Linked DNA regions of Homo sapiens: region 2 is linked to region 1. A link is a loop called in an ENCODE intact Hi-C map of the cell type or tissue named here. Cell type or tissue: ascending aorta. All regions are shown on one strand. Each heading gives the region's core, and the rest is flanking DNA. Links, peaks and the distances in the headings are about the cores only.

Region 1 (5,876 bases), core at 503-5,502:
TGGGATGAGAGGAGGCTTGTTGGAAGAGGGTGTCGAGGGACAAAAAGAGGAAAGAAGCCTGTGTATTTTTGGTAGGGAAAGGACAGATGAAGAAAGGCTGTTTCCCAGGAGAATGTGTTACATTGAGCCATGTGAAATGACCACCTGCACCGCCATTTTTAATGATTAAAATGGAATTTTATACAGTCGCCTAATAAGAATTGTACTTAAGAAACATTGAAGCTCTTCTTTATAAATGCCCTCAGTCTTTCATAAACCCAGCACACAAGCCCATCAACACCATCCCCGCCTCCCTTCCCCACGACTTTCTTGTCTCTTGCTGTCCCAAACAAAAAGGGAAGAAACAAAATGACCAGAGTCCTTCAACTCCAGAAGTCTAAGACAGCTTCTGATCTTTGCTTTAGGACTGAAATCTCTAATTAGGAAAGCCCCCAGATGCAAGATCCTAGTTGTGGCTTTAGGATTTTGCAAAACCAGATAAAAAGCAGAGGTAAATGATAAACCCAGAAAAACGCCTACCTGCAGGGCCTAACCTGTTGTCTGAAGCCCCAAAGGTAATTCAGAATCGTCTATAATCACCTGAAAATAGATGCCACCGTGCTAGAAAAAATCATCTGTAATTCATAAGGAATACAGTTAATTCCATTCAATAAAAGTTGTGGGGACTGCGGGATGTACCAGGGCTTCAATGACTATAATGGGCACATAGGCATTTAAGGATAAATAAAAGGGAAAAAAGGAAGAAAAAGTTTTGTAGCATTATGATTTTAAGTTTAGATGCTCAGGCTAACCAAGAGGAGATAAGTGGATAAATTCAGGAAAAATAAAGTCTACAGCTGGGAGCCATGTGGTCATCTAAAAGTCAGAGTTAAGGGCAATGAGCCACTTGAGAAATGGCAAGAAGTGCTGGTGCCAAGCTCAGTTCCATGAAGCAGGAAATGGCCAAGCCGGCCACCAGCCCTGAGCATGTCTCTCTGGATACAGAGAGCCTGCAGCCCCTAGCCTTCCTCCAGCTTACCCAAGGGATCCTGGGATTTGTGGCTCAAGGTTTTGGAGTTCTATGTGCTGTATTTGCATTGTCTGGAAAGAGAATAGTTTAGAAAAAAGCCATTCCTCATTGAGACCGCAGGCTCCAGGAACAGCAACATGATTCCAAACCAAGTCCATGGTATTTCTATGTGCAGTTTCCTGCCACCCCACTTGCCTAATGAGAAGATAACCCAGTTCCTTCTCATGGAGGGGTCTACTCTTCAATACTTGGGTATGGTCTTTAGAACACATTTACCCTTTAAGTTGCCTAGTAGAACAGAGGGACATCTCTTGTTAAATTTTTCACACCCACAGACACAAAAGTGGGTTTTCTGATTTTTAATTATTTAAATGTTTAATTTTTTATTTAGAAAGAATTGTAGAATCACAGGAATTTGCAAGTATAAGTAAAGATAGTACAGAGAGTTCCATGTACCCTTCACCCAGTTCCTCCAATGGTTACACCTTACATAATTGTAATATCAATACCAGGAAATTGACATTGCACAGCATGTTGTGTGTATGTGTGTGATGTGTGTAGTTCTGTGCCATTTATCACATGTATAGATTCATGTCACCATTACTGCAATCAAGTTACAGAACGAGTTCATTGCCCAAAGATCTCCCTAGTCTCCTTTATGTTTACACCCATTTCTCTCTCGCCACCAGCCCCTCAGTCCTGGCCCCTGGCAACCACTAATCTGTTTCCCATCTCCATGTATATTATGTAAGTGAAATTTTTCCTGGACCAAACTGAGCAGGGTGGGGGGTGGGGGTGGGGGTGGGCTGCTATTTCTTGTGGCCCAATAACTAGATGCAGATGAACTGGGGAGGAAGAGAGTTTTTATTTCTATAACCAGTTACAGGGAGAAGGCCTGTAAATTATCACCAGACCAAGTCAAAATTACAAAGTTTTTCAGAGCTTATATTACCTTCTAAGCTATATATCTATGTGTAAGTGTGCATTCATCTAAAGGCTAAGTGATTAACTTATTTTAATCTGTAACTAAGGTCTGAGTCCTGAAGACCTTCCTCTGGAGCCTCAGTAAATTTACTTAATCTAAATGGGTCCAGGTGCTGAGGTGATTACCCTTATTTTGTCTCCTGCTAAATCACGGAGGTTTGAGGAGTTCCTTCAGATCCCCAGTAAACTTGTTTATGGAGGCCTGGGGAGTTTCTTCAGACCCACAATAAAACTTGTTTAATCCTAAATGGGCCCTGCTAAGAATTCCTTCATTATTTTGTCATGCTTTAAGGCCCAGGAAAAGCCTAGGCCAAACTCCTAATGGGCTTTTGTTACATCCCAGCCTTTGTATAAGGGCATTGGTTTCTAATATTTAACTTAACCATTCAATCAGTACTGAAACAGTTGTCAGTGAGACCTGGCCTGCCACAAAAATCACACAGATTTTGGGTTTTTTCACTCAGCATAATAGTCTTGAGATTCAATCAAGTTGTTGTATGTATCAACAGTGGATTCTTTTTATTGCTGAGTAAAACTCCTTGGTAGATGGCCACCATCCATTTAGTGAATCACCTAATGAGCATATTTTGGCTGTTTCCAGGTTTTGACTATTACAAGTAAAGCTGCTATGGTCAATCATGTGCAGGTTTTCTGTCGACATTCCATAGAATTCCACAGGGATGAATTTATTTTTAATTCCACTGGGATGCATGCCCAGGAGAGCAGTTGCTGGGTTGTTTGGTATTGTATGTTTAATTTTTTAATAAACTGCCCAATTCTTTTCCAAAGTGGCTGTACCATGTTACATTCCTGCTAGAGTGATCCAGTTTCTCCACATCATTACAAACATTTGGCATTGGCAGTATCTTTTGTTCTAGCTGTTCTCATAGATCTGTAGTGAAATTTCATCATGACCTTATTTGCATTTCCCTAATGGCTGGTCATGTGCCTTTATCCATGTGTCTTCTTTATATCTTTAGCCCATATTCTATTTGAATTGTTTGATTTTCTTACTGTCAAGTTTTTAATATATTCTTTACAAATTCTAGTTACGAGCCCTTTTGTCAGATCTGCAGTTTTCAAATGTTTTCTTCCAGTCTATAGCTTGTCTTTCCACCCTCTTCATGGTGTCTTTTGCAGGGCTAGGTTTCATTTTAATGAGGTCCTCTTTGTTGATGTTTTTCTTTTATAGATCACACCTTGCTATCATTTTAAATTACTTTTCACCAAGCCGTAGGTCCCGAAGATATTCTCTTATGTTATCTTGTAAAAGTTTTATTTAAATGTAAAGGGGTATTTCATTTAAATATAAAAGCTTCATTTAAATGTAAAGGGGGTATAAACCCTTTACATTTTAATCTGTGATCCACTTTGAGTTAGCTTTTGTATTAAGCGTAAGGTTTAGGTCAAGGTACATTTTTTTGCTTTTGGATATCCAACTGACCCAGCACTATTTGTTGACAAGACTATCATTCTTTCATTGGACTGCTTTGCACCTCTGTCAAAAATCTGTTGACCACACCTGTGTGGGGCTATTTCTGGGCTCTCTATTCTGTTCTATTGATAAATGTGTCTCTCCCTCTACCAGTAGCACAGAGTCTTGAGTAATGTACCTACGTATTAAGTATCGGAGTCTGATAAACTGATAGGTCTGATTATATTTTTTATCTTCAGAATTGTTTTAGCCATTCTAGTTCCTTTGCTTTCCTATATAGATTTTAGAATAATCTTATTTATGTTCACAAAAAATCTTACTGAAATTGTGATAGTAATCGTGATAAGCCTGTTTACCAATTTGGAAGAATTGACACCTTTATTATGTTGAGTATTCCAATCCATGAACATGGTATGTCTGTCTTTATTTTTATTTTTGATTTTTCTTTTCAGCTTTGTCTTTTTCAGCATACAAATCCTGTAAGTGTTTTGTTGGATTTACACCTGATAATTTTATTTTGTGTTACTGATTGTATGAGATATTGTATTTTTAATTTCAGTTTCCATATGTTCATTGTGAGTATATAAAAATACCATTGGGTTGGTCTTATATCTTGCAACTTTGCTTATTAGTTCTAGGAGGTTTTTATTCATGTGCTTGTTTGTTTTGCCTTGTGTTATTTTGTTTTGTTTTTGTAGATGCCTTGAGATTTTTCATGCAGATTATCATGTCATCTGCAATAGGGACACTTTGTATCTTTCTTTTAGATCTACATGCCTTCATTTTCTTTTATTTTCTTATTGTGCTGGCTAGAACTTCCAGTGCTATGTTGAATAGAAGTAGAGAGAGGGGACATCTTGTTTTTTTCCCAGATCTCAAAGGAATGCATTCAGTCTTTCACCATTAACTATGATGATAGCTGTTGCTTTTTGCAGATGCTGTTTATCACATTGAGGAAGGTCCTTTCTATTTCTAATTTCCTGAGAGTTTTATCATAAATGGGCCTTGAATTTTGTCAAATTTTTTTGTATAAATTGATATAATCACATAATTTTTCTCATTAAGCCTATTAGTATTGTAGACTATAGGGCTTGATTTTTAAAATTTTAACCCAGCCTTTTATCTTTGGAATAAACCCAACTTGATCATAGTACATAATTATTTTTGTATATTGTAGAATTATATTTGCTGTATTTTCTTAAGAATGTTTGTGTCTATATTTTTGAGGAATACTGGTCTGTATCATGTTTTGGTACTGTCTTTGGTTTTGGAGTAAGTATCCTACTTACCTCATAAAATGAGTTAGGAAGCATCTCTACTTATTCTGTTTTCTGGATGAGATTGTGTAGAATGGTTATGAAATTTTTTATATGTTTGGTAGCCTTTTTTAGTGACACAATTTGGGCCTTGAGTTTCTTTTATGAGAGTTTATAAATTCTATTTTCTTAATAGTTAATAGGGCTATTCAAATTGCTTATTTCATATTGCGAGAACTGTGGTAGCTGTGCTTTTCAATGAATTGGTTCATTTCATCTACGTCATAAAATGTATGTGTGTTGAATTGTTTACTGTATTCCTTTAGTATCCTTCTGATGTCTGTGGGGTGTGTAGCGATAGCCTCTGTTCACTCCTTATATTGGTAATCTCTGCCTTCTCTCTCTCTCTTTTTTTGTCAGTCTTGCTAGAATGTGCCAATTTATTGATCTTTTCAAAGATGTACCTTTTGTTTCGTTGATTTTTTTCTGTTTTAATTTAATTTCTGCTTTTATCTTTCTTGTGTCCTTCCCTGCTTGCTTGACATCCATTTTGCTAGCTTTTTCTAGTTTCTTGAGGTGAGAGCTTAGATTATGGAGACATGTTCTCTCTTAAACCTCAGATTTAGTTTTTTTTTTTAATTAAGAGGTAAGGTTTTGCATGGTTTCAATTCAACTAATATGGAAAAAAAACTTTTCACTCATGTGTATATTGTGTAAAGTTGTAGAATCCTACTATTCTTTTAAATGCCCCAATATTTAACATTGTACTGATCGCTAGAGTGTACCATTTTCAGATAAGGACAAACCCAAAGGTTAAATAGTTTCTTTATTAACCAAGAGTTATGGTGAAAGCAAGACAAGAAGCAAGCCCTCTCCCCTCTCCCCACCCCCACACTGCTCTTCCCACGGCAGCATCCAGCCTGTAATGGCTGTCCTCAAGGTCTGCAGCTGGGGCTGTCCAAAAGGAATCTGGGTGGGCTCCATCCAGTCTCACCCAAACCAGCCCATGGTACTCCAGATTTGAGAGTAGATGTGGGGAGTGGCAAGACTGAGGGTCTGTGATGGCATCTGTCCTCCCCACTCTGTCCTTGGGCTCCAGCCAGACCCCCTGGCTCTCTGCAGGCACCCTGGGTGGTGGTCATCCACAAAAAAAGTCAGCCCAGTGTCTTTCAGGAGTTGCAACCTCCAAAGG
Region 2 (5,876 bases), core at 377-5,376, 66 kb before region 1:
GTATAAGAAAGGAAGTAAAAATGGTCAGAATGGAGGTTAATAAAATAGAAAGCAGAAAGACAATAGAAAAAATCAATAAAGCCAAAAGCTGTTTCTTTAAGATCAATAAAATTGATAGACATTTAGCAAGATTGATCAGAAAATAAATCATAAATCACCAAAATCAGAAAAGCAAAGTGGCATCAGAATCAAAAGATAATGGTAGGAAAATAAGATAATATTATGAACAGTTCTATGTGAATTAATTTGTCAACATCAATGAAATGTACAAAGCCTTTGAAAAACCACAAACTACAAATGCTTACTGAAGAAGAAATTGATGATCTGAATAACTCTAAATTAAATAAATTGAATTTGTAATTAAAAATCTTCTCACACACACAACCTCCATTCCCAGGTAGCTTCACTAGTATGTTCTACGAAACATTAAAGAGAGAATGAGTTCTGAGTCTACAAAAATTCTTCCAGAAAATTAAAAAGGAGGATATCCTTTCCAACACTTTCTGAGGCCAGCATTACTCAGACCCCGGATCCTGACAAATTTATTAGACAAAAAAAGTGGAGACTAATATCTCTCATGAACATAAATGCAAAAAAATCTAAACAAAATTTTTGTATTCTAGCTGACAGTATATCAAAAGCAGTAGATATTGTGACCAAGTGGGGTTTACCACAAGTGTGTAAGGTTGGCTTAACTTTAAGATCTTAATCACTATAATTCATCCTATTAAGAAACTAAAAAAGAAAAACTTGTATCATCTCCTTAATAGACACAAACATGTATTTGATAATATTCAACATATACTTGACATAAAAGCTCTCATCAAACAAGGACCAGAAGGGCATCTACCAAAAACCCACAGATGACATCATACTCAGTGGTAAATGACAAAATGCTTTCCTCCTGAAGATTAGAAAAAACACATTTCTATTCAACCTGGAGGAGGTTCTCACAAGTACAATCAGGCAAAAGAAGGAAATTAAAGGCATTTATATTGGAAAGGAAAAAGTAGAACCTTTTATTTGCATATGACATGATCATCTTTGTAGAAATGAAATGGAATCTACAAAGAAAGCTAATACAACTAACAGGTGAGGTTAGCAAGTTTCCAGTATAGAAGATTAATATACAGAAATCAATAGTATGTCTATGTACTCACAACAAACTATTAGAAATTGAAAATTAAATAACATTTACTTTAGCATAAAAATAAGATACCTAGGAATTAGTCTGCTTCAAAGGAGTAAAACATCTGTGTACTGAAAACCGTAAAATGGTGTTGATAACAAGTAAAGATCTAAATGGAGGAAAAAATATACTATGTTCATAAGTTGGAAGACTCAATATTGTTAAGATGTCAGTTCTCCACAAATTGATCTATAGGATCAGTGCAATCCAAATAGAAATTCCAGTAGGCTTTTAAAAAAATTTGATAACTAAATCTAGAATTTACAAAATTCATACAGAAATTCAAAGTGCCTACAATAGTCAAAACAACTTAAAAAAATAAAAACAAATTTGGAGAATGAATATTATCTTATTACTAGATCTATGAAAAGCCTACAGTAATCAAGATAGTGTTGTTTTGGTGAAAATACAGGCAAAACAATTAATGGAGTGTAGTAGAAAGTCCACAAATAAAGCCACACTATATGAACATCTAATTTTTGACCAAGTTTCAAAGGCAACTTGATGGAGAAATAATAGCCTTTTCATTAAATGATACTGCAACAATTGTGCATCCATAGGTAAAATGATGACTCCATGCTGTGTGATTCAAACTATAGGACATTCTGGAAAATGTGAAACTAGGGAGACAGTAAAAAGGCAGTGGTTGCTAAGGAATGGGGGAAGGGAGAGAGGGATAAGTAGATGGAGCACTGAGGATTTTAAGGGCAGTGAAACTACTCTGTATGATACTGTAATGGTAGATTCACGTCATTGTACATTTGTCCAAACCCATGGACTATACAGCGCCAAGAGTGAACCCTAATGTCATCTATGGCCTTGGGTTAATAGTGATGTTTGCATGTTCATCACCTGTAACAAAAGGGCCACTCTGGAGTGGGATGTTGATAGTGGGGGAGGCTGTGCATATGGTTGAGGGGGTGGGGAGTATATGAGAACTCTTTGTGCCTTCCTCTCAATTTTGCTGTGAACCTAAAACTGCTCTAAAAAATAAAGCCTATTAATAAAAAGAAATAAAAAAAGATGTTTAGAAATAAAAAGTACCCCTATACCTGTTACCCCTGCTCTCTGGCTTCCTCTGATGGAAACAGAAAGCGGCTTGGTCTGGTGAGGGGTTTGAGCCTCTGTAGAAACTAGGAGCTGCAGCTGAGATATTTGCCTCCTCAACTTCTGCCCTCTGCGCACTGTGGAGTGAGTGAGGAGAGGGTGCTCCTTTTCCTGTGGGCATGCAGCTCTGTGAGGGTTCTCCGGCCTTTTTGTCTTTTTCTTCAGCAGGATTTCCACATCTGATGTTTATTTTACAACCGTGTCTTGTTTTTCAGGTTGCCATGAACAGAAGCAAAATAGTAGGTATAAAAAATGTCTTTAGATCTGCAGAAGAAAGCCACCCTATAAACCCAAGGCATTATTACCAGCAATAAAATGATTCAGGACATTCATCTCCTATTTGTCCACTTTCCAAAAAGAACCTTTTCTTTCTTTTGCTGACTTCTCTACATCTATTTCCTCCCACCTGCTCTAGAAAAGTAAATATCTGGTTTCAATTATTTATGGGACGTAGAGTTATTTTTGTTCCAATGGGGTCTCAGAGATTTCTCACATTTTAAACAATTTTGTAGCTTCCCAGGTAGAAATAAAGGAGGCCTGGGACCTATTGCCTCACTTTCTCATTTTCTCAAGATTCAAGGCACCACGTGGTACTCTGACTTCTGTAATTACTCTATTGGGCTCTCCATCCGATTGGAATGTTTTCCAAGGAAAGAGAACTAGATTTTTCTAATCTGATTTTAGCTATTTTAAAACAACTTTTAACCAGTCTGGCTATGGACTAATTCCTAGTATTTCAGGTTTATTATGGGAGATAAATCACTGTAGCCTTGGAAACTGGTCATGGAGTTGGGGGTCCGGGACTGACACTGTTTTTGGCTGCTACATGTGTGGGAGCTTAGAGATTCCACCTGGCAACCTGCCCAGGGGACGCATTCTGGGCTCACCCTGGTGTGGGCTCTGAATTCCACAGAGCTCAGGTCTCAGGCAAATGCCCCTGGACTCAGCACCCTTGGGCCCTGGCAAAGAACCTGGGCTCTTTTCACTGCAGAAGAGCAGCTGAACTAGCTTTTATCAGAGGAGGATATTTTTGATAGTGTTAAACAGTTTGCTATAGTATTTACTTCCAAGCTGAGACACCGACAGAGCTGGGAGGCATGAGATGTGTTTTCTGGGCAGACCGGTTTCCTCATTAAATTGGGGATAATCATACTTTCTTTTTGAACTTCACTGGTGAACCTGGCAAATGTTAGAGGTGGGTGGACTCTGAGGCCATCTGTGCAATATGATTTCTCTGCAAGGAGTAGGTCAGCTGGCAGATAATAAGGTAGCTTCTGTCACTCCAGATTGTTTTTTTCAGGTTAGGCTGTGTAAACAAATGTGAACCTGAGGAGTCCTTTGTGGTGGATCTGGAGTGGCTAATAGGCCTAGATTTAAAATAGTAGCCATTTCCTGATTAGAGGTACTCTGAATTTCCCCAAAACCCACACTGCAGTTCCCCTTTGGGACTTTCAGGACTCATCTGAACCAACCGATCAGAACTTACCTGCAATTCACCAATCAAACTCAGCTGCAATCCACCAATCAGAACTAAGCAAGTTTCAATCCTTCACTTGCATAAACAGATCCGACTGGGAACCTGGGTGGAACCCTTTTTTGCTATGAAACCCAAACCCTTCCCTTGTTCTCTGGAAGGCAGTTTTGCTTTACTCTGAAGGCCTGCATCTCCCCATTTTGCAGGGGATAATCTACTTCTTGCTCTTTTGCTTACCCAAGATAGCTTATACTTTGGTATATAAGATCTCTTCTGAGACACACAACAATCATTTAGGATTGATAATGTAGATATTGTAATTTCCAGAGTAGACGGGTGGGGAGGTGTCACCTTGCAGGTGGTAAAGTTCCTCCCAGGTGCACAGGCTGGTGGATAATGGAAGGAGGGAGGAGCTCTCCCTTTTCCTAAAGCTGTTTGGAAGAGGTTCTCCGCATTCTTCTGCAAGTAAAATTTAGTCTCAAGGCTATAGTGATCTCCATTTATCTAAAATAAAATGACATAATAGATTAATACATATTCCTTATAGAAAAGTAACAAAATGTAGATACAAAAACACATCATATCTCCACATAAGCTCTGCTGTGGGAGTGTGTATAATAGTGTACATGTTATTGCTTTTTTGCATATGTATAAGTGATTTTAATATAAAAAGCTGTAGCTTACCTTAGTGTTCAATAATTTCCACTCCCTGCCAGGGTGTCCAAGGGAGAGAACACAGTCATGGGTTCTTAGTTTCTGTTTCTGATTGGGCTGGTAAAGCCCCTTCCTCGTCCCTCTTTTCCACTTATCACTAGAGACAGAAACTAAAAACCATGGCTTCATACTGCTAAAAGCCTAAAACAAAACAGAACAGAACAACAACAAAATAAAGCAAGTTGGACAAGGTTGCCTTAAAGAAAGCCCTAAAATCATTGAGCATCTGGAGAAAAAGCCTTGGACATTCAAACTGACTCCACTGGTCAATTAAAGTTCAAAGTAATGCCAAATTTTAAACTCAATCTCGAGGTATTTCAACAAACAGAAACTTGGCACAGTGGAGACCCCAAGGGCACCCAAGTCTTTGCCCCAGGAGCCTAGAGCCTGATGTGGTGAGAAGGAGGCTGAGGGTGGAAGCATACAGGAGCTGGCACTTACTGTGTGTTTTCTTGTTCTTTCCCCTCTGTGTAGACACAGAACGCAGGGATCAAAGGTTGCCCAGGGAATGAGTGGCAGAGGCACACTTCCAGCCCAAGCCTGCTGCCACCAGGCCCATGACACAGCAAGGAACAGGGCTGTGGAGGCAGGGGAGGCCACAGAGCTTGGGGCCCACCACTCCAGAAGGTGAGCCGCAGGTGCTCCTACACAGACAAACCCAGAACCATCTTCCCATACGATCAATGCTGAAAAGAGGCAGTCAGCTTCCAGACCCACCCACAAACTTTTTTTCCCACCTCACATCAGATGTGGGAATGGTAGTACAGTTCTCCCAGTAACCATCTGTGTGGCCAGCCTAGGAAAGCAACCACAGGGACAATTATGTCTTCAATGAGATGGGACCCAAGCTCCAAACAACAAACTTGGAAACAAGCCTTTGAAACCCAGTACATTGGGAGGCAGAGGCTGGGACTGACACACACACAATACTAGATTGGTTATGGGTCACTCACCCCTCCCTCCTTCATGAACAACGCTCACCCTGCTCTGTGTTGACTCCAATGGGGTACAAAGATGGAAGTGAAGATATGAGTAGGAGTAGCCTCATGTCCCCAATGGCCACCCCTCTCAGGATCCGAGCCTTTGGGTGATCCCCTCTCTTTGAATCTGGGCTGGGCTTGGGACCTGTTTTCAATGGAAGGTGGCAGAAATAATGTAGTGCTACTTCCAGAATAAACCCTAGGAAGACCTGGCAGCCCAAGCCATGTGCTTTTGGGGGTCCCTGAACCATGCTGTATAAAGCACAGCTCCCTGGTGGAGACACCCTGCAGAGAGACAATGAAGAGAAGATTCATCTAGAGGAAGAAGCCAGGACTGCACAGAGAGAGGGAGACACCCACCCAAAAATCCAGTGGTGCAGTCAAATCTTAGAGCTCCAAAATAATTTCCTTT

Evidence for each region. Hi-C counts contacts between places; a loop is a spot of excess contacts. Peaks named below come from ENCODE experiments on the same cell type or tissue, not always from the same donor. Only the 100,000 strongest peaks of a DNase experiment are listed, where the experiment ranks them.
Region 2: a loop joins it to region 1, with 2.4 times the contacts of the local background. A loop is called at or near these places in 4 of 110 quality-filtered maps.

Annotation. Positions count from the first base shown.
Region 1 is chr9:88,978,288-88,984,163 of GRCh38, forward strand. No RefSeq gene overlaps it. Among named protein-coding and RNA genes, the nearest start is that of S1PR3, 10 kb to the right of the region's middle. In ascending aorta, for the core only: no CTCF peak of the experiment used is centred there; a DNase peak (open chromatin) is centred at 2,654; H3K27ac peaks cover 971 bases.
Region 2 is chr9:88,912,568-88,918,443 of GRCh38, forward strand. All of the region lies in intron 3 of LOC124902205 (a long non-coding RNA gene), which reads left to right. Among named protein-coding and RNA genes, the nearest start is that of S1PR3, 76 kb to the right of the region's middle. In ascending aorta, for the core only: no CTCF peak of the experiment used is centred there; a DNase peak (open chromatin) is centred at 3,174.